Regions from separate parts of the Homo sapiens genome. Here region 2 is linked to region 1. Evidence: chromatin contacts called from ENCODE Hi-C data. All regions are on one chromosome and are shown on one strand. The core of a region is the stretch at or near the end of the contact, and the rest is flanking DNA. Distances in the headings are between cores, read along the strand shown. Region 1 has its middle 49 kb from the start of LINC01780. Region 2 holds the start of LINC00622 (long intergenic non-protein coding RNA 622).

Evidence for each region. Hi-C counts contacts between places; a loop is a spot of excess contacts on that map. Pooled maps may share reads with other maps.
Region 2: a loop to region 1 is called in a map with no recorded cell type, with 2.8 times the contacts of the local background. The contact joins the promoter of LINC00622 here to the enhancer-like site in region 1. A Hi-C loop is called at or near these places in 1 of 168 maps with a recorded cell type or tissue (mammary epithelial cell), 5 of 37 single-sample maps with no recorded cell type and 9 of 50 pooled maps.

Annotation. Positions count from the first base shown.
Region 1 is chr1:119,278,101-119,280,986 of GRCh38, reverse strand. No RefSeq gene overlaps it. Among named protein-coding and RNA genes, the nearest start is that of LINC01780, 49 kb to the left of the region's middle. Within about 2 kb of position 1,411, at least 4 of the 41 ENCODE cell types and tissues checked have a DNase peak (open chromatin) inside an H3K27ac peak, as active enhancers do; they include mammary epithelial cell, where a contact is called at or near this core.
Region 2 is chr1:119,597,952-119,600,839 of GRCh38, reverse strand. LINC00622 (long intergenic non-protein coding RNA 622) reads left to right here and starts at 1,549. Exons shown (of 1, transcript NR_036540.1): 1 at 1,549-2,888.

The DNA.
Region 1 (2,886 bases), core at 162-2,661:
TTGCCAGATCTAATTTTCTTCTAGGAAGCAAGCAATTTGGATTTTTATGTGAAATCTTCTGATTTTTAAATGTTGGCAACCAATTTTCTATTTTGTGGCTTAGATGTGACCTGAGAACTACCATTGACTGCCTCCAATTCAGGGCTTCCATAGAGTGGTGCCCCTTATGAGGAGCCCACACGCCATGCCTCCCCTGTATGGGTCCCAGAGCCCAGGCTATCAACTCTCCACCTCTCAGCCCTCTCTCTTCTCCTCGTCTTCCTTTCACACCCTATTCCAGTAAGTGTGAAGGGCTCTCAAGCTAAATCAGTTAGGGAAGGGCTGACATCTACAGTTTGTGGGAAAATAGTTTAACCTTTATGAAAAGTCAGAGGTACAGGGCCCCTGGGAGTTGGGGATGTGAGTGGGATGGAAGAGCCTAGTGGGGAACTCTCCCAAGCTTCTTGCATTATGGGCAATGCTCTCCTTTAAAAAGCATTAACAAAGGTCAGATTAACAAGTCAACACTGAAACTGTATCCAAACAAGTCTCCCTAATTGTAGGGAGAAAGCAGAGAAGGGGCTAGTGGAAAAAGTCCAGAGGACAAGACTGACTCCAAAGCCTTTCCCTCTCCATCCACTGGCAGGCTTGGGGCATATTCGATAAGGTGAAGGGAAATTGCAAAATTAGAACTGGCAACTTATACAGAGAGGCCTAGTGCAAGGCCATGGGCCTGAGGCAGGCTCAGAAAGTTGAGGAATTGTGGGGGAAAGAGGATTTGGCAGCCTGACTTCCTGTGGCTGTATCCAAGGCTAATTAGCTTGCAGTGTTCTGTGTGTGCCTGAATGGAAATGATCCCAGTCTTGAGAGGCAGGGGGGTAAGGAAATCAAAAACACATGCAGAAAGAAAGAAGGGGAAGGGATTGGTGGGAGAGGAAGGCCAGGGGTTGTGGGGGGCCGGGGGGAACCTGTCCTTTGGCTACATTTTCTTTTTTCAGGAGAGGGCTCTCATCATTCTGTTTCATGACCAGTAAATCACCACCACAGCCCTGTCCATCACATCTCACATCTGCTGCAGAACTCGTTAAACATCAAAAGACAGGCCTATCAGTTCTGCTTAGTTAGAAGTCTGACTTACTAGAGGTCTAACCAAGGAGGAGTTTGCATGTTTTTAATAATAGCTTAAGGAACTTCGTAGCACCCCATAAATTACTTAATGCAACAAACTCTTCCTGTAGTCCAGCTGGCATTTGAAAGTTGCTGAACCAACCCAGACCTGCCCCTATGGCAATGACTTTTTGGTGGTCACATTCCAGGACACCACAGGGTGTTAGTTAATGCTTTAATTCATAATTCTGAGCCCGTTATTAAAAATGAGTTACGTTGCTGTGTATGTCCTCCCTGGAATGCATGACTCACAATTCCTTTGCCTTTGTCTTTCTGACTCACTGTCTAAAGAGGTAACCTGGCCAGGCTATTCCATATGTGTGCTGTGTTATCACGTTGCCGGGCACCTCAGAGCAAAAAGAAATGGTCTAGTAGAGAAATGGATCAATAACTAGGGGCAATAAAATCAGAACCTTGTCCCAAACTTGAAGGTACATGCTCGACAGATATATTAATATAAATCAGTAAATATTTACCGAGTGCTTACTCTGTGCTAGAAACGAGACATACAAAAACAAATTCTGACATTCTGACTCCTTTTAAAGAGTCCACAATATTGTGGACACATATGAACACTCTGAGGTTTAAAAAACAAACTAACACAAATGGAAGGATAATATTATTCCACCAGTAACCCTTTAGAAGTTCCTTGGGTGTTGGTGCATTTTGCTGTCGCTGTTTGAAGCTAACCTCCTAGGTCTCCAGCCCCTGTGAGGGACACAGTCTGAGTAAAACCCACAACATCTGCTCAAGAGAAGCTTCAAAGAAGCACAATGCTTGGAATCATATCTTCTCTAAGAAAATGTAGGGTCAAAAACTCAACCCAGACCTCCTGACTTCATTTTTTCTACCCATTTGACAAGGCCACAAAAGAAATCTTTAAGCACCTATCTAAGTAATATTTCCTCTACACAACAGTCTATATGGCATGAGGCTAATATTCAGACAAAAATCAAGGGAATACACATCATACTACTAATTTATTATTTATGGCATTCTTGCATTGTGCCAGGAATTGAGCCATGCTGATAAATATTATTAGAACATAATCCCTCATTTCATAGACCTTCCCTTCATGTCAAGAGACAAAGTCCACCACAGTAAGAGAAATGACCAAAGTGTGCAGAGGATTCTATGGTAGCAGGAGAAGGTACTCAACTCAGACATGAGTACTGGTACTAAGGTACTGAGGACAGAAGGCTTTCTTAGCAAAGATGGTGTGTTAAACTGAGTCTCAAAGAAGCAATTAGCCAGAGGTAGGAGATGGGACATTCTAGGAATTCTAGTATCAGTGGTGTAGCTGTTTGCAATGATCTGTCTCCCAAACCCTCAGATGGTCTCATTATCATTGTCTTCACTAGAAAATTAATGAACAATTGCTTTGTGCAGAAGCTGTAGAAACTGTACTAGGTATTATAGATTCAACAATGTTTTCTATCCTTCTGTGACACACAGCTTAGGAGTGATTAGACAGCATGGATGGATGGATAGATATAGAGACAGACAGATGATGGCAATACCCAACCTGTACTTTACTTTTGTGTGGCAGTACCAGTTCTAAGGAGCTTCACAGTGGGCTTCATTTACCCTCACTGTCCTGAGATGGAGGTAGGGAAGACATTGCTTAATCCATTTTGAAAAAGAATAGATTCCTAGGCTAACGAATAGTGCAGATGACCAGTGCACATGCCTGATTACTTGAAAGGAAGTCAAGGGAGGAAAAACATCAAGGGAGGAAAA
Region 2 (2,888 bases), core at 300-2,799, 320 kb before region 1:
TTGATACCAGATATCGGGGATCCGCAATCTGTGATCTTAAACTAGGCTGAGAGAAATCTCCAAGTGTAATGTGAACTTTGCTTTTGTGCAGTAAATATGTTTGGAAGGAAATCCACATTAGCTCGTTATCTCCTCTCTCTGAGTGTCATTTGAAATGTTGCTGCTGTCTTGCAAAGTTTAGAAATTTGCAATGGTGACAGCTCCAATCACTAAGTTTTACGGAGGTGACTTACTTACCTATTCAATATATCCAAAACCTCAATTGCAATTTTCCCCCAGAGAGCTCTGGGTTCCTAGATGAAGAACACCATTGAAGGAAAGCTATCTAGTGTTAACCATTTAATGATATGGCCTGTACCACAGGAGTGGGGATTTGTGGTTGTATGCTCCAATGACTCTTATCATAGATGTTTGAACTTTTCCCATATTTTTGGGTACAAAACCATTCTCAGCAAATTTCTGAAGATGCTGTGAATGCTCCTTGAGCGTATACCTGAGAACTGCCCAAATTTCACCACCATAAGCTCTCCAAGATACTTTCCTCTACTTAAAAAAATCGAGGCCAGGCGCAGTGGCTCATGCCTGTAATCCCAGCACTTTGGGAGGCCGAGGCAGGCAGATCATGAATTCAGGAGATCAACACCACCCTGGCTAACACGGTGAAACCCCATCTCTACTAAAAATACAAAAACTTAGCTGGGCCTGGTGGTGGGCGCCTGTAGTCCCAGCTACTCAGGAGGCTGAGGCAGGAGAATGGCGTGAACCCTGGAGGCGGAGCTTGCAGTGAGCTGAGATTGCGCCACTGCACTCCAGCCTGGGCGACACAGTGAGACTCCGTCTCAAAAAAGAAAAAAAAAAAAAATCCAGGTGTAATCAGGTGTAATTTATATTCACTAAAATGCCCAGAGCTCGTGTTTAGTTTGATGAACCTTGACAGTTATGTATGCCCATGTAAGTAGCACCCAAAAAATGTATTGGTCATTTCCTTCACTGCAGAAAGTTCTTTTCTGCCTGTTCTTAGTTAATTCCCTCCCCTGCCCCCAATTTACCCTGGTAGGCAGCTACTTTCTGATTTTTATTCCCACAGAATTTTCATTTTATTCCTATATTTTCTTAATTTATTCTTCTAAGATCTCTGTGGTTCTGGATATATATTTAAATATAAAATCATTCTGAACTGAAGTTTTGTTCATGGAGTACAGAAGGATTGACCATTGATTGTCTCTATTGTTTGTTCATTTTTCTATTTCATGATTTTCTTTGTTTTTATTATCAGCTTATGTTTATTAACTTGGGGGTTGTTTTACTCCTTTTTTTCAGGGTTCTTATTATAAAAGCATATATAATTGACTTTAGTCCTTTGCTCATTTCCACTACAGGCATTTAAAGTTGTAAGTTTCTCTCTAAGCACTGTGTCAGCTGCAGCCAACATTTTGATGCATCGGGTTATCATCACTCAGTTAATGATGTTTTGAATTTTTTCTTGTGAGTTCGTCTTTGACCCAAGTGACCGATACCAACAGAGTATGTAGCTTGTTTTCTGAAATTGGGAATCTTCTAGATATCTTATTGTTTTGAATTTCTAATTAAATACTACTGTGGCCATAGCATATACTCTGTATGATTTTGATCCTTGTGTATATATTGAGACTTGTTTTATGGTGCAGCAAAAGGTCTGTGTTGGTGAACATCCCATAAACACTTGAAACGAATGCTTTCTGCAGTTGTTGGAAGTAATATTCTACAAATGATTTGCTTTGAAACCCCACTCTAGGTCTTGCCCTCCTCCCATGTTGAAAACATTCAACTGCTACTTGGGACCTGACTACCAATGCTTCAAACCCACTTGCCTAGAAAAGGTTGGCCCTGTGCTGCAAGATGTAGCAGCTTGTTCTCCGATAGCTACAGGCCCTGGGTCTTGCTGAGACATGTGGAGCACTATCTGAACCACCCAGGTGCATCACACACCTTTGCCTGCTATAGCACATGCTAGAGTGCACCTTACAGATCCCATCACCTTTCGGATGGGGCCAGACATTCCCTATGCTGTTGAGAGTTCTGGAGGCTGATAGATTTCAGCCAGTGTCTCTTGGAGTCTCTGAGTGGAACCGATAAATAAAAGCCCTAAAGAAAGTGAGAAATTAAACAAAGGGCAAGACTGATGGGGGCCACACTACTAAATTTCTTTTGTTTTTAAACAGCTTTACTGAGGTATAATTGACATAACATTCGCTTGTTTTAAGTGTGCAGTTAAATTATTTTCAGTAAAATTTTAGACTTGTGTGACCATCACCATGATCCTGTTTTGCAACATTTCTATCATTCCTAAGAAATCCCCTATGTTCATCAGTCACCACCACTTTTTCCCAGTCCCCAGCTCCAGGCAACCTCTAATTGACTTTCTGACTCTACAGATTTGCCTTTTCTGGAGACCATATAAATGAAATCATGCAATATGTGGTCTTTTGTATCTGTCTTCTTTCATTTACTTTAATATACTTTTATGGTTCATGTATGTGGCAGCACATATCAATATTTTAATCCTGTTAGGGGACAAATCCTATTAAATTGTATGGATAGCTCCCATTAGTTTATTCATTTATCAGTTGATACATATTTGAGTGTTTCTACTTTATGGACAATTATGGATAAAGTTGCTATGAATATTCACATTCATGTGTTGTGTGGACATAGGTTTTTTTCTTCTGGGTAGATAGCTAGAAGTGATAGTGCTAGGTCATATGGTAAATATATCTTCAACATTTTAAGATACTGCCAAACTGGTTTCCAACGTGACTGCATGTCCCATCAACAATGCGTGAGTGTTTTAGTTTTTCCACGTCATTATTTCACTTCCCCCAGGTGTTACTGTCCTTTTTTATTATAGC